Regions from separate parts of the Mus musculus genome. Here region 1 is linked to region 2. Evidence: chromatin loops called from intact Hi-C (ENCODE). Cell type or tissue: left cerebral cortex. All regions are shown on one strand. Each heading gives the region's core, and the rest is flanking DNA. Links, peaks and the distances in the headings are about the cores only.

Region 1 (15,080 bases), core at 2,756-10,755, 740 kb before region 2:
CACTGCTCACACACACTGTATCTACAAAAATAATCTTTCAGTCCCATAAATACGCAACATTTTTGAAAGTAGTTCATCACTTTCAGAAGTTTCTTTTTCCCTCTTGGTCCTTAGAGCTCCATATTTAAAAAATGTGTTAGATATTTTAAAGCTCTGAGAGGCCCATGCATTCAGACAATTAACTTCTTCACTGAGCTCTGGACAGAAGTTCCCACCCATGGCCACATTGGCTGAGTCTCTTTCCAAGGATTGAGGAGATGGCCTTAGCTCCATTCCCACAGACCCAAGGAACGGGATGAATTTATACTATCTCCAGTCACTCTGCCAAGTGTAAGTATTTTAATAGCTGCATGTAGAGTTGGAGAAATAAAGGCATCCACTAGGAATGCTGTTTTCAGGTTCAAAAATCACAGCTACAAGACATGTTAAAACCACACAAAACAGCAAAGGAGACTGCCAAAGATAAGGGTGATTGTCTTAATTTCAATATTAATAAGGTAGCTGCTTTTAAAGTCATCACGTGCCTTCAACCTCCAAGTTTCAGACTCTCCCAGCGGTCCTAAATCACCTAATGCCTAAGAGCTGTTTCCACTTGCCTTGGGGAAACTTCTGAGAGCTAATGATTCAATTACACAATCACAGGGTATGAAAGGCTAAAAAAAACGATTCTGGCCTAATGGATTATAAGCATAATCAGTGCTGGAAACACATATAAAATCCTGTTAAAAAAATAAACCCCTAAATACAAGGGCACTTCTGAAATTCATTTGGGGGGATTATTGAAAAAAATACTTCAAGTTTTTTTTTCCTCATACTGGCCTGGAGGGAGAAACAATGTTTAAAAATTATAAAAACAAACCTAGACAAGAACAAAACCAATAATAAGCAAGTAAGAAATAGAATTACAAAGTCGGATTGGGCAGCAAAAAGTTTTAGAACCAGATAAAGGTCAAGAGAGAGAGAGAGAGATAGAGAGGGGGGAAAAGGATTCACAATGCTTGCCTTTCTAGGCAGGGAAGGGGGAGGGAAATTAAATACATTTTCAAGTCTTTTCAAAGGTATTTTTTTGGAGACAACTGAACGCATTTAAACTGTCTGTGGCCAACCTGGCCCACATCAGGAGACAGTGTCTTTGAGCTTGGAGACGATTTTCTTGTCCTTCACCCTTCGATTCTGAAACCAAATGGTTACTTGTCTCTCCGAAAGGTTCGTGGCAGCTGAGATCCGCCGCCGCTTGTCCTTGTTAATGAACTTGTTAATGGCATACTCATTCTCCAGTTCTTTGAGCTGCAGTTTGGTGTAAGGCACCCTTTTCTTCCTTCCCCGTCGGTAGACGCACATGTCCGGCTGGTTTAAAGCCACATCTCCTAGCATAAACAACAGCAGGGGAAACATTAGCCTGGATACTTGGAACACCTAAGCTTTGAGTTGTGTTAATGTGAGTGCGTTTGTTATTTGTTAGTACTGGGCGGGGGAAGGGAGGGAATAAAGAAAATGAGATTGTTTATACTTTATTATTATTTACACAGACATATTATTTACACAGTATTAAAGAAAGACTATTTGCACTTTGAGACAAAGGCTAATTTGATGGATCATCATGGTTTTTCAAACCGGCATTTTAACAAGCCTGTGATTTTATGGTCTGGTTATTGGGGGAAGCTCATAAGGACAGTTTCTGCAATTGCCAGTTGCATACATTCAAACACACACACACACACACACACACACACACACACTTCAGATCTTTTACTCAAGCTTTAATCTCTTCTACTGTGTTTGGGAGTTTATGGGCTCTAAGAAGCTTCAGTGGTCATTGGAACCCCACTTGAAAACACGGGGACCCAACTCTGGCACCTTTCAGAAACCTCTTTAGTCAGGGGAGTGAGGAAGGGAGGGGGATGGGGTTAGGGAAAGGGGAAAGAGGGAGGGAGGGAGAGGAAGGGGGAAGCAGCAAAGGTAACGAAAGATCTTGAACTTTAGTGGATAAAAAGCACTTGTGCTTCACGGGAAGGAAAACATAGCAGAGGCGCTTTTAATTGGGAAAGTCAGAGATCACAGAGACTAAACAAATTTTTCTAGTGGATTATACCTGGTCAGGCCTGGAATATAAGTAACCACTCCCAAATAGGGGCTTTTCTTTTTTCTCCCTCCCCTTTTTTCGTTGCTCCTACCTGGAAAGGATGATTTCCAAAAATGGGACCCCTGTGGCTGATCCTTGGCACAGTACACCTGGCTGTTCCACCCGTTGGCTAGCGTCCAGGACTGGTAGCCCTCCATGGAGATGTATGCCTCGTGCCGAGGTTCCCCGGATCCAAAAGTGGACACCATGTCGATGTAGCCAGGCACGTGCTGATAGGGACTTGTGTAGCCCTGGTAGAAGGACACTTCCTTGGCTCTTGCGGGCACCTCGTTGGTCGGTACGCTGCTGCTCGCCAGGCCCGACACGTCCATGTACTTCTCCACCGGGAAACCTCCGAGAGAAGCGTGCGGGGACGACTTGAGAGCGTTCTGCTGTAAGCCTACGCCGTGCGACATGCGGCAGCTGTAGTAACCGTTGCCGAAGTGGTAGCCATAGCCCAGCGCGGGAGCGCCCGGCGGTGCTGCAGCGGTCGCGGCGGCCGCTGGCGCGGGACACTCTTTGGCCACAGGAGCCTCGGGGCGAGTGGCGATCACAGCCGAGGATGACGACGACGACGAAGAGCCTGTGCGCTCAGAGGTCCCTGGGTAAGCGAAGCTGGATGCTGCCGCCGCTGCCGCCGCCGCTGCTGCGGCCGCCGCCGCCGCGCGTCCGGAATGTGTCCCCGCGAACACCGGCGCCGACAGGAAGCCGCGACACTGGCCAGGCGCTGCTACGGAGGAGGAGGAGGAGGCCGGTGCCGCCCCAGCGGCCCCGCCGTCCGCCCGCAGCCCATCCATGTCCCAAGTCCCCGAGCGGCTCATGGCCCGGCCTGGCCCGGCCCGGGCCCCGGCCTCGGCCCCGCGCAGGACACCATGGCGCGCTGCGCCTCCTCCCTCCTCGCTGTGTTCCGCGGCGCGCTCGCTCCCGCCCTTTCCCTCCCGTCCTCTCTCCCTCCGCGAGCCTCCCGCCTCCTGCCCGCCCGCCCGCCCGCCCGCCCTCCAACAGGTTAGCTCATCGCGGGACGTTTATAAAAACGAAGTTCAGGTTGGGAGGGGGCCTGGGACGGTCAGGGGGCCGTCTCCCGCCCCGAGGGCGCCGGCCGGGGACCCTGCCATTGGCTGCGCCGGGACACGTGGGGGTGGGGGCGCGGGAGAGCCTGGCTCCCAGCCCAGGTCCGGCTGGACCCACCCACCCGGTCCCCACCCCTCTTCAGCCCTTTGGGAGGCCCACCTCGCATCCCCGCCCTCCCCCAGACCCAGGAGTTGACTTTGCAGCCACCCCCTGATTGCGCGACGGCCCATCTCGGGCCTGTCTGCGAGGCGGGCGCCGAGGCCTGCGCTTCATCTCCGCAACCGTTGTTTTTGCCACTGCTCTTTGGCTCCTCGAGCTGCACACCAAAGTGAGGATGAAGGACAGAGATGAGCAGAATGACGAGAAAACAGAGCAATTCTATTTTTAAAAACCTGTTGCTCATCTTTCCTTAGTCTACCGCGTCACCCCAAATTCGAGACAGCTCATCCTACCTTGAACATACCTAACGAACGGGTAAAAGTATTCCACACATAGGACATCAGTCGGAGTAGATCCTTCCTATACAGCACCATCGGCCCACAAAAATACTCACGAAACAGTCTTGGGGCAGCATCAGAGACTTAGAATTCATCTCGAAGCCGCAAGCCTGACAATCGGCGCAACTAGGAAGTCCACAGATGTTCGGTTCACGTCTCTGCTCTTGGCCAGCCGGCAGTCACTTTGCCAGGCTGGCCTTAGCTTCAGCTTGGCCTCCTCCTGCCCAGCCCAAAAGACTCCGTACCAGCGCGGGAGGAGAAAGCCACTCAATAGAGTGCCACGAATCTTCTGCGCCTCGCCCACAGCATACCGGCCTCTAGCTTTTTGCAGCCACCACCCACCCCCGCCCGTTACTCACACCAATTAATTGAAAACTTCACTTTCCCAGGGACCTTTGTTTCGCTTCCTTTTCCAGGCTGCCAACAGCAGGGAATTGAGTGTGTCAAGTCAAGGGGGTGTCCTTTCTTCTCTTCTCGTCTCTTTTCTTTTCTTTTCTTTTCTTTTCTTTTCTTTTCTTTTCTTTTCTTTTCTTTTCTTTTCTTTTCTTTTCTTTTCTTTTCTCTTCTCTTCTCTTCTCTTTTCTTCTTCTTCTTCTTCTTCTTCTTCTTCTTCTTCTTCTTCTTCTTCTTCTTCTTCTTCTCTCTCTCTCTGTCCGCCCCCCCCCCCCCCACCACCACCAAGTAAAGTCCGGACTGGTGACAGGCGCAGTCCGAGTTCATAGAACTTCATAGGGACAGAGTAGGCTCTAGTTGTGAGTACCGGAGGAGCTAATACCAGATAGAGTTAGGTAGGGTGGCTCTAATCGCTCTGTATTTCCACCTCCTCTCACAGAGTCTTAACAACTTATGGGTCGTCCTTGTGAGCTCTGATTTGAATCTAGGTCGGTCTCCTGAGAGCTATTTTAGACTTGGTTAGTCAAGAGTGCTGGGTGGGTGCGTGAGCCTCAAAGTGGGCCAGTTTGATGCTGTACTATCAACCTTCAGACCAGTTTATCTTTTAAGAAAATCACTCCCCTAAACGTGCAATACTAAGTCCAGCTTGTCACTCAGCGTCACTGCCTTCTGAAAATAAGCTCTGAGAAAGAAGAAGAAAAGAAGAAAAGGAGTGAGCAAGGTCCTTCTGGGCCTGGTCTGGTCTGGCATCACAGGGTGGGCTGATGGCATTAGAGTGTTGACACAAAAACCACAGTAACCATAAAAGGCTCAAATAAGGGGATGGGGGTGTAGGTTATGAGAGGTACTGGAAACTAAGAGAATTTGTATAACTTTTAAAAATCCTAGACCTGGTCATGGTCAAATTCAAACCCGGAGGGTCTCTCCAGGTTTTTGCAGCATTGTGATGGGTAGTAATTTGTTGATCGCGATAATTTTGATTGCTTGAGAAAGGACAAAAGTTAGAATGGAAGCTGGATTGCATTTGAAGAGCCAGGTAGTAGTATTTCTGAGCTTTTGAAAAAGAGTAACAATGAGATGTTGTATTTTCTCCTTGTTTCCTTTCTTGTTACTCACAGAGAAAGAACAACTTGGGAGCCATTGATACTCCCCCACCGCACCCCTATGGCTTTAAACATTTACTGAAACGTTTTTAAAAACAAATTAAACAGAAATAGCCAGAACCAACACACCTCAGTCTCCTAAAACTCAATAATTTAGTAGTTTTGTGTTCTTTGGGCTTCAGTACCATTTTTTAAAAATCTGACTAATACATTTGATAAGCATTGTATTTTTAAATCGAAGAAAATAAAGTTAAAACAAAAATTGTCACATTTTGAAACTAAAGTCTCAACCTTTGCTTAAATTACCACACAAGAAAATAAGTTGTGCTTGGCTGGGAGAATATAGGAGTTAATGCTTAGGCTAAAACTTCTTGATATAGTCTTCTTCCCTATAACGCTCTGTGGTGCCCTTGTAGAACTTAGGGTTTCTCTGCCAATTTCAAAGGTTATTCAGAAATAAAGAAAGTTTTGAATAATGAATTTTATCATTTTCTATCACCAGCTTGTCTGTGACTTCAACAAAAATTAAGTTTAGATATGCAGAAGTAGGTTATACTAGAAAAAGGTCTCTGAAAGGGCCCACAGGTAGAACTCCAAATCCCAGGATCCCAGGGAAGTCACTGCTGTTGAGCCAGACTGCTGAGGCTGATTATGAGGTAAAATTAGGGTGTTGGTAGTTTACGGGGTGGGTAGGCAGGTATAGAGAGGATGCTGCAGTTAAATAAGAAGAAATGTTTTCGTTTAGCTTGGATATCTTGTGTCCAAACTGTATTCAAGCTGAAATTTAATTGTAATCTATTTTTTTCCTTCAATTTTTTTTTTTGAGACATAGATCCACTCTCTAGCCAAGGCTGTCCTCAAATTTTCAAAAGGGGTGGGATTACAGGCATGAACCTCTATGCCAGGCTTATAACCATTTTTTTTTCAGATGTCCAAGAGCACAGGGTGAGCCTTATATTTGTGTGGCAGCACATCACAATGAAATCTTAACAAAAGGATAAGCAAGAGTTTAGCAATGAAAATAATTTCCAAATACTTACCTATTGTTCTGTGAAAAAAAAAGCTACATTTCCTGATTTGGGTGAAAGGCCATGATGTCCTTTGCTGCCCCAATCCCCTTCCACGTCTCTCCATTTGCTTCTCTTTCTTCTTTCCTTCCTCAAGCGCCCCACTGAGTATTGAATCTGTGCTGGAGACAGACATAGCCTCTGTTCTTTCTTGTAGATCTCACAATTTGTACATCTGTTTGGGGATGGAAAAATGAATGGATACAGGCTATGACTTAGACTTATTGAAGTGTCCTGTTTACCAAGACAGCAATGAGCTCAATTAACAACACAATTGATGACGATTACAACCAGGATGGCAGGATCCTGCCAGAAAAGGGTTGTGGGAGATGCCTTTGAAAGTATTTACCTTGATGACCACAACCAGGAAATACAGAACACCCTTTTAATTAACTTTTGAGAAACCAATGATTCAGTAGAAAACGTCTCAGTTTAGAAGCAGGGTCTTAAGTTGAGAAGAACTGGCTGGTTTTTGTTCCTGACCATGTCTGTCTGCCAGCTCTGGAGCTAATTTTTCCTCTCCAGCTAATAATCAACTTCACTCAGGCTGAGAAAAAAAAAAACAGAGCAAACAAAATATGAAGCAAACCCCAAGAGAATCACAACATTTTGTGTATAAGGCAGGTTCTAGCAACAGCCAGATGTCCTGTGTTTGGGGCATTTTCTAAATCTAAAAGGTGGAATCCTTTTGGGTTTAGCAACAAAATTAGCCTATATTTAATGAAAATCTCAGGCAACAACAAACACCCCCCGCCCCTCTAAATACCAGGTGACTTAAAAAAAAAATCCTGAGTTTGCCTCCCACTGGGCAGCAGGGCCCTATTTGAGATGAAGAGACCACCTCCAACTGTGGACTGTAGGAAACAGGCAGGGTCTTCCCTTCCAGAGAAATGCTGAGCTTTTCTAGAGAGCTCTAGAAGGTAGGGCCAGGGCTTAAGGACCGAATAACTTCTTTCTTTCTTCCTAAATAGAAGCAAAGATTGCAATTTGCTATTTTGTCTGACATTTTGAAACAACTTTTCTAACTTGCTAAATGCTTATTCTATGAGTCAAATAGAAGCTTATTACCATTTCAAATAATTCACATTCTCCACGGGCAAGCCACATTATGCATAGCAGCGAAGCAAAGCGGGTGAAGGGTAGGAAAATGCCTAAAAATGTAGAAGGAGTTGAGAGACTGGCAAAGGATGCCAGTGGTATGCTCCGGATCCCTGAAAGGCGACCGCAGTTCCCCGCGCTTGGCGCTAGATGTCCCTGCAAGTTCTTGGGTCTGATCTGAGGGTACATTAAACTCCTGGCAGTTGGCAAATCTGATTAGCCTCGGGGTCCAGGAAGAAAGTAGCCACCAATTCCCTCACTTACAACCATTCTAGGGTAACTTGGAGTTGAAGGTGGAGGGGAGAAGGAAAACTAAATTAAATGAGCTGACCCAGGCGAGGCAGAAAGCTAGAGGCTTGCCTGAGGAGAAATGAGAGTAGGAAGCCTAGAAGACTGGCTTGGTTAGTCCAACCCTCACCCTCTCTTATAAATCGAAACCTGGTCCTGAAGACCACACTTAGCCTAAAGAAAACATGCCCTGCCCGCAGCTCAGACTCTGCAGGTGTTTACTGCCCGTTCACAACATCTGCACTCCCATAAGTTCTCCAGCGAGCTTGAGACTTACTTCGGGTTGAGAACGGGTGGCTGGCATCTTCCACCGGGAAGCCCAGAGCTGGGTGAGACCACCGCATCCCGTGGCCCTGTTGCTGCTCGACGGGGCTTTACTCTTGACCCATCCCTCTGCAAGTCTAGAACAAGTTTTAACCTGAAGTCACAGGTCAAATGTTCACTGTTTACAAGAAACAAATACTTAGTTTGGCAGTCTAACCCCACCCCAGGAGAAAGAAAGAAAGAAAGAAAGAAAGAAAGAAAGAAAGAAAGGAAGGAAGGAAGGAAGGAAGGAAGGAAGAAAGGAAGGAAGGAGAAAAAGAAAAGGAGGAAAAGAAAATGCCCTTGCTTTGTTTACATCATTCTTGCCAGCAAAACTGTTCTTTTTGGGTAATACAGAGAAATTTTTTCCTGTATGTCACCTCACTCCCAATCTTAAAAATTTGGCATGCCCTTCGCATAGGTGGAAGATGCCCTTTGAAGGCATGGGGTTTGGGTTAGATTTTTGTCTGAGTGTTCTTGTTCTTGGTGATGGTACTTTGAAGATATCAGAAACTGAAAACTGGGTCCATTTCTAATTTCATCCTCTCCTTTCTGGAAAGGATATGAAATGACTATTTTTTCAACAAATGTAACTCTCTCTCTCTCTCTCTCTCTCTCTCTCTCCTCCACTGGTGTAATGTTTTTGAGGTAGGCCTGCCTTTAAATAAGACAGGTAACATGAAGAAAAAAAAAAGCGGTTATGCAAAACTTTCAACCCCCCATGACATCCATTATTGGAGATAAGTATAAACCATGAACAATTACCAAAGCTCTCTGTGTAGGAGGTTTCCTTAAAGGGGCGGGGCAATTCCCCAGGGGTTCTCTGGTCTTCAGAAGGTAGATCTATGTAAAAAGCCACTTGTAATTGTATACTAAATGAGTTATACAAATTAGTCAATATTATTACTAGTAATAGGTAATGTTCTAAAGGAACATTAACTATTCAAATGGAATAGTCACTGTGAAATGCTATCCTCTGCTAAGGGCAGTGAAAAGTTATGGATGTTTTTCATTGAGGTAGTTTCCCTGACAAGATCACAAGTATATGTGGGGCAATAGACATCCTGGAAATGCAGTATCAGTGTTACTTAAAAGGTGCAAGGTAGTTTCAAAACCACTAATGAATGAAGGTGTCGCGGAGAAATGATTTTTTTTTCATTTTCAGTAGAGTGGAGTCGTACTTGGCCAGCTTTTGGAACCAGAGGCGGTGGGTCGTAGAAGAAGGTAAGAAATCTTCCTAGGCCACTGAGGTTTCTGCGACAGAAAAGCAGCTCACAGCTGCTGAAACCGCGAGGAAAACAGATGGGGGCGCCAAATGACAGCAATAAAGGCATCGGCGGATTTCCGCCCAGGCTGAGCGACCACTTGCTGCCAGGGTCTTGGCCCCCCATGGAGCCTAGCCTAGACCAAAGATTCTCTTCTAGTCCCTTGGGTAGAGAAGGATTAGGTAGCAGGATCCTCCCAGAGACACTGGGGCCCAGACTGCCTGGACCGGTGGAGCTGGGCGTCCTGGCTGAGAAGCAGTTGGGGGCGCCCGCAGAGCTGGACGTGTGATTAGCGAAGAGAGGTAGCCAAAATCCTGCTTGAGGACAATGCAAGTGCCAGGAACTGAATGACCACTAGGGTAGAATAGCCACTGGGACAGGGGCAAAGGTGGATGCTGGGTCAAATTCTCAAATGGAGGTCATCGCCCACCAGACAATTCTCCTAAGCCTGCGAGCCTATGCAATTTTCCACTTACAACTTTAAAGAGGTGGGATTGTTTTTTTTTTTTTTTTTTTTTTTTTTTTCCAGCAAGCTTGCCTGTAGAAATAAGTTGGCGCTAAGGGGAAGAGGTGAAAAACTTTTGGCATTGACTATATATGTATACACATGTATATAAATATATTTCACACCTCACCTCCCCTTACATTCTTGACGCGCCCCCAACGGGTCCAAGGTTAAAAAGAAAGCGCCAACAGACAGATGGGCAATTAGATCAGAGGTTTACCCCCTAACACACCCCAATATGCTGGGTGTGTCTCAAGGCGGGAAGGAGGGGGGCCCGGGTTAGGGTCTCAGTTAGTCCTGTGACCGGGATGCAAAACCAGCATCAAGACTGCCAGGCTCTCTAGGCTGCTTCGGAAGCTCACGCGCTAGACCACTGTGTCCTGTCCCTGTCTTCCGTGGACCTCGCCAGTGCGGACAAAGCTCTGCTTCTGGGGCAGCAGGCGGGCAAACTGGCACGACGCATCTGAGTCGGGCAGGGTGGGGCGCAAGCGCGGGAGGAGATGAGCGCATTTGAGTGAAGATTGATCTTCCTTAAAATGGTTGCCACCGGCGTCATTATGACTATCAAAGTTATCGCCAAGAGGCTCAGCCTCCAGCCTCAGGCGGGAAGGAGAAGAGGCAAGGCTGGTTGGAGACTCTCTGTGCCCCCAGTCAGCACCAGGAACACCGGGGGCCACAGGTAAGGGCCTAGGGTGGAGGAGGGGGAGGATGGAGAAGTGGAAGAAGAACAAAGTGGGAAAGGAAGGGAGGCAGCAGGAGATTCCATTCCCTCCACTTTGACCCCCAAAACCCAGTTACTTCACCACGAATTCCTCTATTTGAGAAGGGTGGGAGAAAGCCGGCAATTTTAAAAAGTGGGTTCTGTGATGGGGAGCTATGGTACGGTAAATCATGATTGTGTTTAAAGTTAGCTGTCAATTTCTACTATCAGATCCTCCAGTCTAGTTTATTTCCCCTAAGGGAGAATGCGAGGGTGAGAAGCTTATCCATCAGAGGATTATAAAACAAAAAATCTAAGGTCTTCGAGTTCAGAAGTTAGCCTGCAAGCAGTGGTAGAAAATAAGAGAAGATGTAATGATTTCCACTTGGAGGCACGGCACGGGTCCTGTGTACCTCCTCAGCCACGTAGCAAGAAAGCATTTTCAAAAGTCTACAAGATATATTCTCTCTCTCTCTCTCTCTCTCTCTCTCTCTCTCTCTCTCTCTCTCTCTCTGTGTGTGTGTGTGTGTTGGAGGGGAGAATCAAGACTGAGAGGAAAAAGTAAGGAGAGAGAAAGAACTCAGAATTCTATTTGTTAAATAAAATACTCATTATTAATATTTGGTTCTTAAAACAGAAAGATAAGTAATCCTGACAGGAGTGGGCGCGAGGTCTTCTTACGCAACTCTTCCTGTATCCTCCCCTTTACCCGCCCCCCTTACGCCCCCAGCTTGTAAATGTTAAGGCAAAACAAAACAAAACAAAACAAAACAAAAACTTCTCAAGAATCTACCCTGGAAAAATCAAAGCATTATCTATTATTTAACACGTATCTGTGTTCGTGGAGAAATGAGGAAGGCGCTGCATGATTAGGACCTAAGGGGCAACCCAGCAAACTGAGAGCGTAATGATGCCCCTAAATGAAGGGGGAAATGCGCCGCGGCGTGCTCTATTAATCAGACTGTCAATTTCACCCCCGAGGCCAAACCCCCGGGCGAGCAGAACTGGCTGGGAGCGGGCAAAGGACCGGAGCCTTCTTCCTCACTTCTCGTGTCTTCTCGTCTCCTACCTGGATCTATTTGTCTGCTCTGAAGTCGCCTTCATTACCCACTGACAGGAGCGTGTATTTATTTGCTTATAAACCTGTTACAATAAATGATTATTCGAACGGCGTCATTCGTACCTTAATGACGAGCGGGCGCTACTTTTTGATGAATGACATCTCCGACTCGGAAGGATGTATGGGTCATTTTGACCAGTCATTCCCTCGCTCTGGCATCCCACAATTTTTTCCGCCTCCCTCCAAAAGAGATAATAATATTTAGAGCCGCTTGCTGGGGCTGAATGAGAATCAGCCCTGGGCGCAGCCCATCATTAAGACGGGACAGCCAGGCCACTGTGACATTTTTTAGAAAGCTGAGATGATGGAAAGAATAAGAAAAGAGATGATTCTGATGGAAAGAGGGCTCCACAGCCCTACTGCTGGCAAGAGGTTCTCCAGTTTGTCCGATTCAGCTGGCGGTGCTGTGCTCGAGGCCCTGGAAAATTCGCAGCACCCGGCTCGCCTCAGTCCGCGCCTGCCGTCCGCCCCGCTGCACGGAGCTCTGGGAGACCTCCCCGCCAAAGGCAAATTCGAAATAGACACTTTGTTCAACCTGCAGCACCCGAGCAGCGAAAGCACCGTCTCCTCCGAAATTGCCTCCGCTACCGAGAGCCGCAAGAAGCCTAGTCATTATTCCGAAGCGGCCGCCGAGGCCGACATGAGCAGCGACGTGGAGGTGGGCTGCTCCGCACTGCGCTCCCCCAGCGGCCTGGGCGCTGCACCGCTCAAGGAAAACAATGCCAAAGGTAACCGGGTACCCGCAGACTCCAGCCTCATCCTCTGGGCTCTCTCGAGGGCCTGGCCAGCCCTTTCCACACCTTAGCGGGTCTCTGACTCTTAACTAAAGTGCTTCACAGAGCTGGCAGGGGCAGGGGAGGGATGCATACTAAAAACTGGTCCCTCTGGCTCTGTTCTTTGAGCATCCCAGCACAGCCCGGGCCTGTGGAGCCTAGGGAGCCAGGCCCAAGCGCCCAGGCTCCTGCCTGAATCGAAGCAAATGTTTCGCTTGCCGATCTAAGAGCTGGGGCGTAAGAGCTGGGGCGAGGCGACACAGCGCTGCTAGCCCGGGTGGCTTAGTTGCTTTTTGGGAAGGGTGCCCTGGACAGGAGCTCCGAACTCAGTTGCTTCTGGAGCCCCCAGGGCCGGGTAGAGGGGACACTCCTCTGGATAAGTCTGAGACAGAGAGTCTGGCCTCGCACCTCTGCTCAACCGCTTAAGTCAGCGGACAGAAAAGAGTTTGAAAAGTGGGCGCCTCCTTCCCTTTACTGGCTTGAGCTTGAGCTGCAAATGCTTTGAAAATCCTAAGATATTTTAACCCCAAAGGCTGTCAAAGAAAGATTGGAAGCCGCATAAAGAGCTGCCCTATGGTTCCTAGACTGTCAAACCCACAGCTTCTTAAACTGGTTCCAAGGTAGGCATTCTTCCCCAGCAAATTTTCCTACCGAGTGGTAATTTTCTAATTATTGGAAAAAGAACAACCTTTTCAAATTCTGTTTCTATTATTTGGTTAGGAAGGGCTCCCCAAACTTCATTGATTTCATTAACGGCAGCAATTTGTAAGCCTGACAGATCCCATCAATTTTGACAGCGACTTTCCTTCTCAAAGCCTCTTTTGCCACCAGCTAGCAACCCCAACTCAGGGTTCTCGGTCCCTACAACTACTCATGAGCTGTGAACTGTTTGTTTGCTAGGGTACACGGAGAGCGGCTCCGTCGCGGGCACCACGACGTCGGCTTCCGGCTCGGGCCTCGGTAGTCTGCATGGAGGCGGCGGCGGCGGCAATAGCGGGGCTGCGGCGTTGGGCGGCTCTGGCTCCGGTTCCGGCGCCGATCAGGTGCGGCGATACCGTACGGCATTCACCCGCGAACAGATCGCGCGCCTGGAGAAAGAGTTCTACAGGGAGAACTACGTGTCTCGGCCCCGCCGGTGCGAGCTGGCCGCTGCACTCAACCTGCCCGAAACCACCATCAAGGTATCTATTCCAGCGCATGCCCGCTCAGACCTCCCTCGGGGCGCTTGGGTTGATTTGTCTCACGCCCGCCCCATATTTTCCCCTTCTGGGTGGTGAGAAATCGGTGTGGAAATCCACCGGGTTTTGTCACCGAAGGAGTAGGCTTATTTACTTCTCCTGTGCCGAATTGTAATCGGTTGACAGGCCTGGCTCACCCGAGGAGCCCTGAATCCCAAGGTCGGTGCTTCAGACCCGGCCCTTCGCCTTGCCCAGTTCTGCCCAACGGCTGCCCAGGTGCCCTCTTACTTGTGCCCAAGGTCCTACTCCACCCTAAGCGGCAGGGCGGGCTGGTTTTTGTTTCTCCGGCACAAACCCGAGGTGCAACTTTTCATTCGTTCCTGATCTATGTGAGATGTATTTTTCACATAAAGCGTTGCTACCCGAAGAAAAGGTTACAGTATTTTTAAAAATCGATTGGATTGAGAACGTGGTTTTCTAAAGATTTTTTTCTCTTGGGCAACGTGAATGAACGAAAATGTCCTTGTTTTTATATGTATACATACACATGCATATATTTATGTATATGTGTATATACACATTTATGTATATATTTAGGATATTATTTTTTTATTATGCATCCAGAACAGATGGCTAGAAACTAGGTAGGCTTGGTGAACACTTCACAGAGCGTTAGACTCTCCAGCAAAAGAGGACAGACACTCCATGAAATAAGAGAGTAGTATGGAAGTCTTCCTCCAGTTTGATCGGGCTTTCTTTCATTTAGAGTTGTGACGAATGATGTCTTTATTAGATACTGTGTTAGAAGGAGGTAGAAAAGTTCCCTTTCCAGGTTCTGGGCACACAGCTTTTGACATTCATTTAAAGCAAATGATTCCAACAAAATCATCCCTTCAATACCCTAATCAGATCCATGCCCCTAGGGAACTAGTCCTTGCAGCTCCGAGGGCTCAAGACCTGAAGCTGCTTCCTCTCAGAAAAACTGCTACATAGTCTCTCTTCAAAGGCTGCCCAGAATCCCCGTGCAAATCCTGGGATTGACAGACCGGTGTTCAGTGAGGCTGGGTGCCAGTGGGTGGTTGGACAGAGGGAGATAAAAGGTTGGTTTGGGATGGAAAACCAAACCAAACCAAACCAAAAAAAAAAAAAAAAAAACCCAAACAAACAATAAAACAAAAGCAGCAAGTGGAAAGCCAGAACCTGAGGAGTCTCACTAAACTCAGGAGCAGGAGACAGGGCTGAGGAGGGTGTGCCCTAGACGATCCTCAAGTTAATGTGCACCCGGTCTGGTATGGGAGAACAGAGGGATTAAGCCCAGAGCCAGGGAAGCAGGCCAGGCCACTCTGGGACCGGGGAAGGGTTTGGAGACCCTGGACAGGGACTGGGAATACCCAGTGCTCCCTAACCCGGGCGGTGGTGCGGCTGTCCCCGCAGGTGTGGTTCCAGAACCGGCGCATGAAGGACAAACGGCAGCGCCTGGCCATGTCGTGGCCGCATCCAGCCGACCCCAGCTTCTACACCTACATGATGACACACGCGGCGGCCACCGGAAGCCTACCCTACCCTTTTCACTCGCACGTGCCGCTGCACTACTACC
Region 2 (15,080 bases), core at 3,456-11,455:
TTAAGTAGCAGCCTTGAGACATTCATCTGTGGAATAAAGGGGATACAAACAGGATTGAGCAGAGGCAGAATGGGAAGAGTTGGAGCCAGCGAGGTTCAGCAAAGTCCTCTTAATTTGGGCAGAGATAGTAGGGCTAAGGTTCGGGTTATGTAGGTGATGTATCCTGGGGAGGTATGACCTGGGACTAAGCTGTTCTACTTTGCTAAACACTGAAGGGGACAACAAGTGATAGTTGTCAACCCACATGGCTCTGAGCAGCTGAGCTGACAGGTCCTTCATTACAAAGGCATCTTTGCGTTGCATCACAGGGATGAACACAATATGCAGAAAATAGGAAACTCTAGGAACCATGACTACCACATTGTTTCCTAGGTCAGCCTCCAAAATGAATGCCCTAATCAGAACAGACTTGCCAGAGCCTGGTTGTGACCTCTGATGATGGGAAGCATGTTTTCAGATTAGTGCCCACTATCTTTGTGTTGTTGTTGTTGTTGTTGTGTGCACATGTGTAGTCATATATGTGGGACTGCACATGCATGTGTGTGCATGTAGAGTCCAGAAGACTCCTCAAATGTCATTTGAGGCCGTCTCTTATTGACCTGAGCTTCCCAAGTAGTCCAGTCTGACTGGTCAGCAAGCACCAGGGAGCTACTTGTCTCCAGTCCCTTTTGTTAGGATTATGAGCACAAGCCATGGTGTCCAGTTTTTTTAGGTGTGTCCTGGGGAATCAAATTCTTGTACTTACACAGCAAGCACTTCACCAGCTGAGCCATCTCTCCAGCTCCTCCATATCCCATATGTTTACTTAGAATGGTCTAAAAAATGGAATTGGTCAATGGCTCCATGGAACTTCCCTCAAAACCGACAGCAAGACACTGCCCCACTGCCTGATCCTCCCTGTTCAGTACAGAAACAGCCACTTCACAGAGACAGGCTACCACTCCCACCCAGCCCAGCTGGTAACTGCCCAAGTATGGCTGGGCTTTAGACACCACCTCTCTGTCATTTCACTAGCTTCGTCAGGATGAAACATTGACATCTGCCTTAGCAATTTAGTCAGTGTGACCTTTTGATAACAGCTCCAGCCTATTCAGTAGTCCATGCTGCCTTGAATGTAAGACTGTTTCACTCAGACTCTGCTAATCCATCTAGCCTTGGCCAAGCTATTTTCTCAGAATCTATGTTGATTATGCCACATGCTGTCCAGGATCCTGCTTTCACCTAAATCAAACTCACTGGGCATCACCAACATAGCTGCTGCTCAGAGAAACATACAGCAGGATTCCCAGTTCACCTTAACTAGCATATTTTTTAAAATAATTTTTTTTTTTTTTTACTGATTGTACTGGCTGGTTTTGTGTCAACTTGACACAAGTTGGAGTTATCACAGAGAAAGGAGCTTCAGGTGAGGAAATGCCTCCATGAGATCCAGCTGTAAGGCATTTTCTCAATTAGTGATCAAATAGGGAGGGCCCATTGTGGGTGGAGCTATCCCTGGGCTGGTAGTCTTGGGTTCTATAAGAAAGCAGGCTGAGCAAGCCAGGGGAAGCAAGCCAGTAATGAACATCCCTCCATGACCTCTCCATCAGCTCTTGCTATCTGACCTGCTTGAGTTCCAGTCCTGACTTCCTTTTGTAATCAACAGCAATGTGGAAAAGTGTAAACTGAATGAACCCTTTCCTCCCCAACTTGCTTCTTGGTCATGATGTTTGTGCAGGAATAGAAACCCTGACTAAGACAAATTGGTACCAGGAGTGGGGTATTCCTGTTACAACCTGACCATGTTTTGGGAAAGACTGTGGAAGGACTTTGGAACTTTGAGCTAGAAGAGCCACTGGGATGTTAAGAGCTCTGTGGGATGTTCTGTAGGAGCTTGGAAGATAATGTTGAGAACAGTGCTGAAGATGGAGGCCTGGCTTGTGAAATTTCAGAGGGAAGATTAAAGACTCTTATCAGGCCATTGCTGTTTTGATTGTGAAGATTCTGTGGTTTTGGTTAGCTGGGGCTGAAGAATCAGCTGTGACTAACACGATACCAGAACTACTAAAGCAAATCCTTTGCATTACTGGGACTATTGATGCTGGTTACCTGAAGCAAAGAAATTAAGAAGTGATTAAGAAGAGACCAGCATCATTGAGGTGATATCTTCTTAGAGGTGTTTTCTGAGAGCACAAAGAGGTTGTGTTCCAGAGATAGCCAAAGTTGTACCTTGTGCTATGGCTGGACTTGGTAATGTGTAAGAGTCACCCAGGTGGTACTGGTTTTGAAGGCAGGAAGGGGTCATGCAGAGCAGCTGAGACTCGGCACTGTGAGAGGCCATGGAATGCCATTGGGGAAGGTGCAGCCTCAGTAGCAATTGATGTCCCAGGACTGAAGGGGTCATGGAAAGTAATTGAGGCTTGGCACCATGAAGAGAGCCTATGAGAGGCTATTGGTGAAGCCTAGTTACAGGGGAGGACAAGCAGTGTTTTGGAGATGCCAGTACCATGAATGACAACCAAGAACAGCAACAATAGTGGAGTACAGGCATCTGGAGCCTAGAGGACAAGGTGTGTGCTACAAAGGGCAGAGCTGGAAAAGTGACCCAAGCCCTTGGAGGAATCCAGAAGATTGTGAGTGGACCCCAGATATTGGACAGTTGTAGTTTGATTTTGATTTTGATTTTGATTGTGACCATGCCCTGATATTTTTCCCTCTTAAAGGAAAAAAGTATTTTAGTGGAGCCTGCAGTTAAGAGACTTTTAAATGTAAAAAGACTTTGAATTTTAAAAGATATTGGATATTTTAAAGGGATTGAAATTTTAAGCATTTGCAAAGACTGTGGGACTTTTAAAGTTATTTAGATCTTGGAGATGAATAAGAAAATAAGGTTTGAGGCTTAATAGTGATGTGTTTGTGTGTCAAGTTGACAAGGGATCACTGTACTGGCTGGGTTTTGTGTCAACTTGACACAGGCTGGAGTTATCACAGAAAAAGGAGCTTCATTTGAGGAAATGCCTCCATGAGATCCAGCTGTAAGGCATTTTCTCAATTAGTGATCAAGGGGGAAGGGGCCCATTGTGGATGGTGCCATCCATGGGCTGGTAGTCCTGGGTTCTATAAGAAAGCAAGCTGAGCAAGCCAGGGGAAGCAAGCCAGTAAGTAACATCCCCCCATGGCCTCTGCATCAGCTCCTGCTTCCTGACCTGCTTGAGTTCCAGTCCTGACTTCCTTTGGTGATGAACAGCAATGTGGAAGTGTAAGCTGAATAAACCCTTTCCTCCCCAACTTGCTTCTTGTTCATGATGTTTGTACAGTAATAGAAACCCTGACTAAGACACTTATTCTTTCTGATTTCACATCATGAACCCTAATCCCACTAATCTCCCCATCCCTTCATGCCCACCCCCAAAGCTTGAAACTTCCCCTACAAAAGAAAATTTAAAAAAATAATAATAATAAAGCCGGACATTGGTGGCACATGCCTTTAAACCCAGCACTTGGGAGGCAGAGGCAGGCAGATTTCTGAGTTCGAGGCCAGTCTGGTCTACAGAGTGAGTTCCAGGACAACCAGGGCTACACAGAGAAACCCTGTCTCGAAAAAAACAAAATAATTAAATAAAAAATTAAAAAATAAAAACCATGTTGTAGCGGAAGCTGTAGTGTATCACAGTGTGCTACACAGTATGCCCTTTTGGTACACATCTTTACTTGCAAATGCACATTGCAATGAGTCCTTGGTCTGGTTCAAGTCCTCTGGCTTCTGCTACACCATCAATACTGGATCCTCACTGGGGATCATATTGTTGCTCTGTGTCATGAAGATCTGATAGCTTTAGTTCTGTAGAATTGGCTCCTGTGTGCCCTCCAGAAGTTCATACATAGGGTAGATGTTGGGATAGACCAACTTAAAGCCCTGAATCTGGACCTGGGTAGTAGCTGAGTTGGTCAGCCTGCCAACTCCCCTGTACCCACACCACCAGGTCCAGCTCTCTAACACTGCCCTGGATAGCTTACTCAATGCTGCAGCTGGCAAGGGGCAGGGCCAGCTCTCCTGCTTTCATGTCCTTGGAGCCAGCTCACCCACCCCCATGCCACCAAGGTCAGTTCTACAGTGCTTGTCCAGGTGAGGTGCAGGGCCCACTCTCCTGATTGCTGCAGTCAGCAAGGGGTGGGGCCAGCTCTCCAGAATGTTACAGCCAGTGAAGGCCATGGTCAGTGTTCACAATCCTTGAACATCAACAAGCTCCTAGGTGGCAGCCCAAACCAGGGAGATCTGCATGGCCTTTAGTGGTAATGTGGGTCACACAGATTGACACAGACCCCTGATTCTGCATGGCCACAGGCCCAGACATGGCCCTCAGTGGCAGCACAGGCTTGAACTTCATCATGGCCTCAGGTGACAGGGCAGGCTACTCACAGCGAACTGTTCTTCTTCACCCTCACGTCTCTAGCTCTACCTCTTCCCATAATGCTCAAATTGTGCTGCTCATCTTTCTGTCCCACCTCTCCATCACTTGCTTGCATAGCAAGTGGCCCTGCTGCAGGTGGGCCACATGGAGGGCAGGCCTCTGGATATCTTCTGCCCACTTTAATTAACACTGTAATTTGAAGTTTGTGATTCGTTTCAAATCCCTTAGCCACTGGTTAGGACAATCCCCTGGACTTTTGTCTCATAAAGCTTCAGTTGACTGCCATATCTTTTGTCTTAGTTAAGGTATTACTGTTATATAAAACACCATGAGCAAAAGCACTGTGAGGAGGAGAGGGCTCCTTTCACCTGACAGCTTGTTAAGTCCATTACCGGGAATCCAGAGCAAAAACCCTGGGCATGAATCTGGAAGCAGGAACTGTAGCTGAAGGCTTGGAGAAGTACTAGAAGTCAGAGGACAACTTTGTGGAGTTGGTTCTCCATATCCATCTTTTTTGTGGATTCTGGGAGTTGGACTCAGGTTGCCAGGTTTACAGCAAATGTCTATCTACTGAGCCCAAACTACTGGTCCTATCCTCACATCCTCATAGATCTCTTGAAGGTACAAGGTAACCACTGGTGAATTATAAATAGTTGATGTCATGTCAATGGCCCTTATATGGCTCTTTTATTACACTGCTTTGCTTATAAGGACAAAGATATTCACTGCCAGTTCTCCAAGTCATTTCTTTCTAAAACTTAGGGTAAAAACTGAGGTCTTAGGGCAGTCAGTGAGCAGGGCCCAGAGCAGGAAAGGAAGCAGAGACTCAAGAGTGAGAGCTGAACCCTCTGCAAGGTGTTCTACCAGAGACCCAGCCCCGCCCCTCCCCCTCCTGTCTTGTTGGCATTCCCCCTAGAACTAGATCCGTCCCTCTTTCTTACCTGGGTCTTCTCACAGCAGGCTTAATTAGCATCTTACTTTCTTCAGAATGTGGCCTCCTCAGAAACCTGGCTTTGCTCTTGATCTCTAGCCTGTGGTACCATATTTGTAGATATCCTCCCATATCAATGACTGTTACCCACCACATACTCTACTTCCCAAATCGGATTCTCATAAATGACCAGATGACTGGTCCAATTTGCTCCTCTTTTAATGGAGTCTTTTGAGTCATGTCACCTCATCAGTTGCTCTCTGATCTTATATTTTGGCTCCCCCTACTCCCGTCGGGGGATGAAAGGCAGATTTATATGGCACCAAAAAAACAGTTACCCTCGTGGCTGGAGAGATGGCTCAGCAGTTGAGAGCACTGACTGCTCTTCCAAAGGTCCTGAGTTCAAATCCCAGCAAACACATGGTGGCTCACAACCATCCGTGATGAGATCTGACGCCCTCTTCTGGTGTGTCTGAAGACAGCTACAATGTACTTAGATATAATAATAAATCTTTTTAAAACAAAAAACAAAACAAACAAACAAAAAAAAAACAAAACAATTACCCTCAAATGCCTCCAGTTGGGACAAGGTACAACCACGTCTAGTGAACCTCATTCTTCTCCATACCGTCCCACTCCTGCTCCAGAGTAAGGACCGCTTCCTTGCATGGTCACAGCAACAACATCTGAGCCGGGAGCATCTTTGGTATCAGTTTATCCCATCAGAACTTCAACTATTGGTAGAGGTGAACACCAGATGACTGACCAGGAGATGGCAGCTGCAGCTATAGCTCCAAAGAGCCTCCCTTGCTCTGGGGACCAACAATAATACAGTCCTATTGGAGAGCCAGTAAGGTGAGAATACAAGACAAGAACAAGTTTTAAAAACACCTAGTTTGGGGGCCGAGGCTATAGCTCAGTCTGTATAGTGCTTGCCTAGCCCCCTCTACTGTCTTCATGAGAAAGTCCCATCCCTTATACACCGTGTGTGAACACAGCACTCACTTCTTCTAGATTACATAACTAGCTCGAGGCCAACCTGGACTACATGAGACCTTGCCTCAAAAAACATATGTAGATTTGGCTTGACCTTTCTTATTGCTAGATTATTGTGTTCTTAATTTTGGCAGAGCATAAGTTTTAAAAATATTACACAAATATATCTTTTCTATCAGCAAATTATTTTTAGTCTTTGGTCTTAAATCTTACCATTATATATATAGCAGCACATTTGGCTTGTAGCAAATGTACTAATTATTGTTTTAAGCAGCACATCATGGTTTATGTGTGGGTCACAAGCTGAGCTACCCCCTGGACTTGAAGAGAAAGGAAGCCGGTTTTTGGCGACATCAGATCTGGCTGTCTGAGTTCTCCAGAACAGACTGAGCTTGTCGGCTGGCTTTATTCCAGCTCTGCGGGGCTGGAAGCTTTTAGGCAAGAGAACAGAGAGAAAAGCTGCATTGTGGGTGCCCCCAAGTGGGTACTCTCTGAGGTGCACACTGCAGAATTTCCAGCCAATGCCATTAGCATGAGTGTACAGTGCTTTAAGAAACAGGGAAAAGCTAAAAAGCATCTATGTTTTTCATCATACATCTCTCACTGTTGCATAACAACAGAGCCGATATTTAATATAATGTTCCAAGTTATCACAGAGCACTTACTTTCTGGCAAATATGTTAAAGAAAGGTTTACAAGTTATGTCTTATGTGAACTTGGGCAACCTCTTAACCTCCATAATCCATGGTCGCCTCATTTTTAAAATTATGTTAGGAGCGCTGAAAAATAAATTTACCTCATAAAATTATATGGGATATGAAACAGTGGACAAAAGTTTCATATCAATGAATTCTTTCCTGAATTTGCTACAGTACTCTGGTTATATAGATAGTCTTCTGGTCCTTAAGAAACATATACAGAAATGTCAGCGGGTATAATGCTTGCTCTTATATGGATTTGAGAAATAATGAAATATGAGAGAACTGGGCTGGAGCAGTGGCTCAGTAGTTAAGAGCACTGACTGCTCTTCCATAGGACCCAGGTTCAATTCCCAGCACCCACATGGCAGCTTACAACTGTTTCTAATTTCTGTTCCAGGTGATCCAACACCCTCACACAGACATACATGCAGGTAAAACAATGTACATCAAAGATTAAAATAAAGAAAATGTTTAAAATATGAATCTTCCTTTTAAAATTTATTTATTTTATTTTTTTAATTCACTTTACTTCCTGATCACATCCCCTCCTCTCTTTCCAGTCCCACCCTTACAAATCCCTTACCCCACTGCTCCCTCCCCTCCCCCTCAGAGAAGGGGAAGCCCCACTTGGGTATCACCCCACCCTGGGACATCCAATCCCAGCAGGTCTAGGCACATCCTCTCCCACTGAGGCCCAACCAGGCAGTCCAGGTAGGGGGAAGGGGACCCAATGGCAGGGAACAGAGACAGAGACAGCATATTTGCTACAAATGTGTAAGAGGTCTAGGTCCAGCTCCTGCATGCTCCCTGGTTGGTGGCCGAGGCTCTGTGAGTCCCCGTGCTCCCCAGTTAGTTGACTCTATGGGTCTTCTTGTGGATCTGTGACTGCCCCTTACACTGCACCTTGTCTGGGCTTCTTTTAAACACAGAAAATCACCCAAAACCCAACTTCAGCATTTATCACCTGCTGTTGCCTTGTAGGAATAATCACTCCTGACTCAGTTCTTGAAATTATAAATAACATTGCATGTGGCAGGGCTGGAGAGATGGCTCAGTGCTTAAGAGCGCTCACTACTCTTTCAGAGGGCCCAAGGTTAGTTCCCAATTCTCCCACATCAGCTCACAATCCCGTCACTGCAGGGTATCCAGTGTCCTCTTCTGCCTTCCTATGGTCTTCTACACACACAGTGCACATAATATACTCAGACACACACATATGCACATAAAAATACATACATACATGCATGCATTCTTTCAAGCTTAAAACCATATATGTTTCATTCAGGCAACTGGTAAGTAAGAGAGAATCAGCAGTTCATCATATCTTCTTTGTTCTAACTGTAAGACAACACAACGAAAATAGTTGGCAATGGGGAAAAAAATCTTTGTAAAATGACTCCAGCTGATAAATGAAAGGGAAATGACAAAGAAGAACACTGTCGTTTTTTCCGTTCTAAAGAATGAAGCATCTGGGAGGTATCATTATTATAGACACTAGAGTCACTAGGTGGGAAGCCAATGGCAAAAGACAGTGAATAAATTCAAGCTGACCTCACTGGTCAATTTTACCATCAGAAGAAAGACAAGCAGATATAACATGTCTCTTAAATGGTACCCATGGAAAGTAAAGAAAGTAAAAATCCAATCTGACCATGCCTATAGGGCAATTTACCAATTTATAGGAAGCAAGGAGTTCTGGTGAGAGTGTTAAGTGATGTCATGAAGATAAAAGTGTCCAGATTCAGAAGGTGGAAAGCTATATGACCACCATTTCTACAGTTACTACATTTGGAAGAGCGAGGGTGAACCTGAAGACCAGGAGAAACGGTCAATAACTGGCTGTAGAACGTATGCTTGTTCCCAGCCCGTTTGCTTACTTTTGAAACAGCGGCTCCTTATATCATGACTGGCCTGGAATTTGCACCCTTCCAGTCTCTCCACTGCTATGCCTGGCCAGGTCCTTAAGTTCAACAAACTTGTTTTTAAATATATACTACAAGACATGAGGGATGTGAATATCAGCTGCATATTGATTTTATGGAATTATTGCTAAATATTCTAAATGTAACAATGCCATTGAGATTATAATCTCTCAGAAGAGTCCTTATGGAGATCACACTCAAACATTTATACTTTAAATGTTATTATTTTATGAATTTATTTCAAAATAACACAAGATAGTAGGAAAAGGAATGGAAAACAGAACACACAAAACTATGTGTTGCTGCTGTTGAAGCCAAGAGATAAATGGAAATTTAACACAATCCCTCTTAACTGTGATTATGTTTTAAATTTCCCAATACAAAACCACTAAGAGGCAACCGTGGTTAGTTCTCATAAGTGGTCAATGGGCAGAAGCAGAAGAATCCCCACAAGTTGTAGGACAGCCTGAGCTAAAGTTGTAGGCCAGCCTGAGCTAAAGTTGTAGGCCAGCCTGAGCTAAAGTTGTAGGCCAGCCAGGGCTATAGCAAAAGACAAGGAAACACACACACACCTCTTTGTGTATGAGAGGGGTGTGTGTGTGTGTGTGTGTGTGTGTGTTTCCTATTGAGTTTAATCTGCATTGCTTGCATGGCCATAGGTAGAGGAGTTACTGAAGCATGGACAACTAGTCAGTCAGTAGCTATATCACCTTTTGCTGGATAGTCATTAACTGCCAATGGGTCCTCAGGAGACGGAGGGGTTCCATGAGTCTCTCCTGCATCCAGGTAACCCGAGTCTTGTGAAGGTCCTGTGTGGGTAACCAACACTGATGTCATTTCAAAAATGCAATGGACACGCCATGTTCAGGAAGCGACAGCCATCTACGTCCTCCTACTCTTAAGTTCTTTCCAACCCCTTTATTTGAGACAGTCTTAAACATATGATCCACTGTTTCAGTCTCTCTCTCTCTCTCTCTCTCTCTCTCTCTCTCTCTCTCATTCTCCCCCCACACTCGTGTGTGTGTGTGTGTGTGTGTGTGTGTGTGTGTGTGCATGAGTGTATTCCTAGCTGTTTTGGAGCTCTCTATGTAGACCAGGCTGGCCTCAAACTCACAGACACTCTCTTGTCTCTACCTACCAAGTGCTGAGATTAAAGGTATGTGCCATCACACACAGCTTGCCAATGTGGTTTTTATTGGCTTTTCTATTATGCCTGATGATGATACACTTTTATGATGAGGTGTGAGGACTACACCTATCAGTGGGAATAAGGACAGATATTTGGAATAAAGTTAATGCTGGCTTAGTAAAGTAATGGTTGTAGGTTCTCCTTCAGAATCCATGACTTCACTAGCTCTGAATAGTCGGCTAAGTTCCAGGCATGATTTCCTTCTTGTTGAGCAGATCTTAAGTCCAACCAGAGGGCTGTTATTACTGCCAAGACACCGATATCATGACTGCAGCTTTAGGATTACTGTGCCATATTGGCCATTGCCATGGCTCATAGGTGTCAAAGCTGGGCAGGACTGTTGGCTACCTCCCTTCTCTGGATGCTTGCATGGTACCTTCTGGTAGCTGTGTTCCTCAAGAAGGAGACTTCCCTTTCAGTTCCATTTTAGGAGTCTCTGGACCCTGTGTCTGAAATGCATGGTGTCTTCAACAGTAAGGATTTACTGTCCACCTTTAGGGACAACCAAAGACAATGACAAAAGCTATAATGTTTCGGGAGTCTCTTGGACAACCCTGACCAACAACTCAAAAGAGTTGTCTCAAGACAAATGTCACATATTCTCTCATCTGAGGCTCCTAACTCAAACTCTTTATGTAAGTACATATCCTGGAGTAATTGCAGAAATCAGGAAAGTAAAAAGGGACCATTGCCGGGGCGGGGGCAATCGAGGGAGAATAGCAGGCTACACGTGATCTGAATGGGAAAATGGAGACTCTAATTAAGGGACACAGAGAGATAAATATAGAAAATGGGAGGAGATAAATACAGAAGAAGATAGGAGGGTAAATAATGAAAATGTCTTTAAAGGCACAAATAGCACTTGTGGGGCATTGGGCTATGCACAGACAGGCTGGTCTCCAGTCGAGCTGAGATGCTGAACTCTGGGACCAGGTGGTGATAATTTACCTACATGGAACGGAAGTTCTCTCAAGTCTCCTGGAAATCTGGTTCCTGTCTAAGTTACCGCGCCCCACAGCCCCCACAAGAGAAGCATGGTTAGAAGTCATGTGGGCAATGTCCCAAGCTTCTGACCTTCAGGCTAAACTCCTCCCCAGTTACCTAGCAACAGAAAAGATAGCAGCATACTTTAAAAGGGGCTGCTTGGCCTCTCCTCTCTCTCTCACTTCTCTCACTCCTCTCATTCTCACTCCTCTCTCCCTCTTACTCTCTAGCCTTTCTTCTCTCTCTCTCTCCTTTCCCCCCTCTTTCCTCTTGGCCATGGCCGGTCTCTCTTTCTCTCTTTTCTACCTTCTCTCTTTCCCCCTGCCTTTCTATAATAAAGCTCTAAAACCATAGACAGTCTCTGCTCCTCAAGGCTGCTGCCTAGACTCTTACCTGTGTGGGAACCTCTCTCCCATAACCCCAGGGAGACAGGGTGTTTCCCAGGGGCTCCCCAGGTCGGGGGCTGCCCCTTGTCCACCCCCACCCCCGTCGAGTGGGGTCAGAGGCTTAGATGCCCACCTGGGGCAACCCGCGTCTGCCTGCCCAGAGCACAGGAGGAACTCTGTCTATCCTCCCTCCCCACTCCTTCCCCCGGCCCCTTTTAGTTCCCACAATACTATTAACTCTATATATAAATACTTATAATGCAGGTAAGTCTTGTGTGAATATATGAATGGATGTATAGATGGATGGACAGACAGACAGACAAAATTTAATGAAATTCCCCCATTTGGGCCGACAATGCTTCCACCAGGTACAAAGACAAGCAAATACATACATACATACATACATACATACATACATACATACATACATACATACACAAAAACAAAAAACCCAACATCAGGCATTAGTTACTTATAGTTTTTAAAAGATCATTTTACATTTAGAAAAAAAAAAAAAGAAGTTGGTCAGATATCAAAGCATGTGCCAGTGAGGCTGAGAGCCAGTATTTTGGCAGGCTAAAGATCCAAATTAAATAAAAACGCTGAGGCAAGAGATCTCTAAAAGGAATTAGAAAATCTCAGGGGCAATGCTGTTTGTCTAGATAGTCTGGCAACAGCAAAGGGAGACAGTAAAAGCGTTTGGTCTGATTTTAACTTCTCTCCTGCTGCCAGCACCACACCCACACACCCGAGCTCTGTGGATTTGGGGTTTTACTCTCCGGCTGAGTTTTGGCGGCACATGTTTGGATCCCTGTGAGTTTTACTGAACCAAAGCAGGCACAGTTACAAAGTATCTCTCGAAACTTTAAGTACCCAAGCCAGGCGGTGGTGGAATACATTAGGAGGCAGAGAAAGGCAGATCTCTGTGTGTTCAAGGCCAGCCTGATCTACAGAGAGAGTTCCAGAACAGCAAGGGCTACATAAAGAAACCCTGTTTCAAAAACCTTTAAAAAACAAAAACCTTTTAGTGTCCTGAGTCAGCCTGGTCTCACTGCCCTCTTGGATCATGTCCTCATTTGCCTGCTACCGCTGCTCATAACTATGGCGTTGTACAAATGTAAGACCCGTAACAAACGACCTCTCTCACTCGACAATGGGTAACTCAACAGCCTGAATCCCAAATCAAGACCTTGGCCCCACCCGGTTGATTTGTGCTTTCATATGAATAGACCGAACATGGATAAATGGAATCTGACAAGAGCTTGACATCTTTTTTCAGTTTCGGGATGTTGCTCTGACAAACTGTCGCTGACTTAGTGACTTACAGCAAGATTTGCTATCTCATAGCTTTGGAGTTCAGAAGTCTGACCTGGGTCTCAGTGGACTAAACCCCATGTGCAGGAAGCATTATGCTCCTTCTGTACAGGTAAATCTATTCTGAGCCCTTTCTAGGTCCTGGAAACCACCCTCCATTCTCCGCTAGTGGCCTCTTCCTTGCTTTCAGTGCTTGTAACAACCAGTGGAGTCTTGCTCAGACTGTGTGACTCTAACTCTGCTTCCATCACGGCATCCCCTGACTCTCCTCTGCTTCACTTATAAAGGCTCTTGTGACTACGTTGTGTTCATCCAGATACAAGGTAATTTCCTCATTTCAATATCCTTAATCTCATCTCTGAGGTCCCTTAGACCATGTGAGGTGGCTCATCCACAGGCTCTGAGGATTAGGGCATAAGCATCTCACAGAGGAGGTAGAACTGAAGCAGCATCCTACCTACCGAAAGGACCCTCCCTCCATGCCAGGCATGGTGGCCCATCCTGTAATCCCAGTGTAGGCCAGATGGAGGCAAGGGGATCGGGAGTTCAGAGTCAACCTTGACTACACAGTGGGTTCTAGTCCAGCCTGGACAATATGATATCATGTCTTTAAAGGAAAAAAAAAGCCTTCCAAAACTCATCTAAAGAAGCTGCAAAGCAGAGAAAGAAAGGTAATAAATAATAAATCTCCTTGTGTACCTAGAGCTGAGATCCTCATACCCTTTACGTAGGTGATGGTGGGGGAAAGGTGAAGAAAGGCAGGGAAATCATGGCGTGCCTCTTGAAGAATAAAATGGGAAAGAATTAAGTAATTTAATTGGTCACTTGATTTAGGCATTAGAGAGATGGCACCAGTTTAGAGCACTTATGGGGGACCTGGCTTCTATTTCCACCACCACACAGCAGCTCACACTAAGCCCTAACTCCAATTCCAGGGGATCAGGTGCCCTTTACTGGTCTCCTTAGGCACCAGACAAATACAAAGTGATCTTACATACTTTGAGGAAAAACACTCACACACATAAAATGAAACCTTTTTCAAAAACATTTAAATTACATTAAAGTATGAGTCTAAAATATAAACATTGTATGATTTTTTAAATGACTTGAATATTTGTTATTGAGGTAGTTTAAGGGAATTGTTCTGGTTTAGTTTGGCTTGGCTTTTTGGAGACACAGTATCATTATGTTGTCTAGGCTGGCTTCAAACTTATGAACTCAGGTGATGCTCCTGTCCCTGTCTCTCAATATCTGGGACCATAGATGCACAACAGTGTACACTGTTTGGAAGTTTCACTGGTCCTTGAAGGATAAATGCTCAGTGTTTGTGTTTCTGTGCAGATATGAGCTCTGGTCAATGAAGTTGAAAAGACTCCCTTATAAGTGGTCAAGAAAGAGAATCTGACAGAAGACTAACCAAGAACAACGATAGAATTTGCAGTTAAGTAACATGTGGTCCCCATGAATGTGCACACAGACACATGAACACTGGCCATTCTCTTTAAATGACTGACCTGCTATGTAAGCAAAAACAGGACAGGATGTTTTCCCATGCGCAGCTTTACAAGTCAGAATGTGTTCATCTCACAGAAGAACCAGACCTCTCTAATCAAAGCCTTTATTCATTCATTCATTCATTCATTCATCCATTCAGTTTCACTCTTGGCTTTGCTGTATTTATTGATCATAAGTGTTTATCTGACAAGTTCATCTCCAGTGTTGGCAAAAATTGACAGTCTTGGTCTTGCCTATTTCCAATGAAGGAGGCAATTTCAGCAAAGCCCTAATTTAACATATGAGCAAATCTTAATGTTTCCACTTAGAGATTCTATTTTGTAGAATGTATTTCTTTAATGCTTTGCTTCTGAAAAATACACTTTAAAATTACATATCCATCACGACTTTAAGCCAGGCTCTCTGACTTGGAGCTGTGCCATCGAAAACTAATCTCATTATTTAGATTAGAAATTCTTAGAAAGGTGAAATGGGTAGTGTAAAGTATATTATCTATATAATGGACACCCTTTTTTAAATTAGTAGTGGGGAAAAGGTGCCAAGAAAAGCATGGTTAGTGCAGTGTAACCATGTTACCCCTTTATAAGGCCATAATGATCCAGACGTGGATTCAAAAATGAACATTAATCAGCATAAGGCATTTGCATAATATGGAAGCCCCAGAATTCCTTAATTGATAGAGTAGCTCTATAATCACATAACATGGGGGCTGGTAATGTACCCATAAATACCTCCCAGGGACTAGATAGGG

Evidence for each region. Peaks named below come from ENCODE experiments on the same cell type or tissue, not always from the same donor. Only the 100,000 strongest peaks of a DNase experiment are listed, where the experiment ranks them.
Region 1: a loop joins it to region 2, with 4 times the contacts of the local background. A loop is called at or near these places in 5 of 42 quality-filtered maps.

The regions. Positions count from the first base shown.
Region 1 is chr2:74,656,173-74,671,252 of GRCm38, reverse strand. It overlaps Hoxd13 (homeobox D13), which reads right to left and starts at 3,028. Exons shown (of 2, transcript NM_008275.4): 1 at 2,175-3,028; 2 at 1-1,367. The coding sequence starts at 2,943. The coding sequence ends at 1,117. Gm31790 (a long non-coding RNA gene) reads right to left here and starts at 9,702. Exons shown (of 3, transcript XR_374674.2): 1 at 7,322-9,702; 2 at 6,227-6,428; 3 at 4,362-4,765. It overlaps Evx2 (even-skipped homeobox 2), which reads left to right and starts at 11,696. Exons shown (of 3, transcript NM_007967.3): 1 at 11,696-12,260; 2 at 13,206-13,486; 3 at 14,918-15,080. The coding sequence starts at 11,834. In left cerebral cortex, for the core only: CTCF peaks have their summits at 7,495 and 9,243 (motif pointing right); DNase peaks (open chromatin) are centred at 7,493 and 9,263.
Region 2 is chr2:73,916,966-73,932,045 of GRCm38, reverse strand. No RefSeq gene overlaps it. Among named protein-coding and RNA genes, the nearest start is that of Atp5g3, 13 kb to the right of the region's middle. In left cerebral cortex, for the core only: a CTCF peak has its summit at 6,808 (motif pointing left); DNase peaks (open chromatin) are centred at 6,256 and 6,747.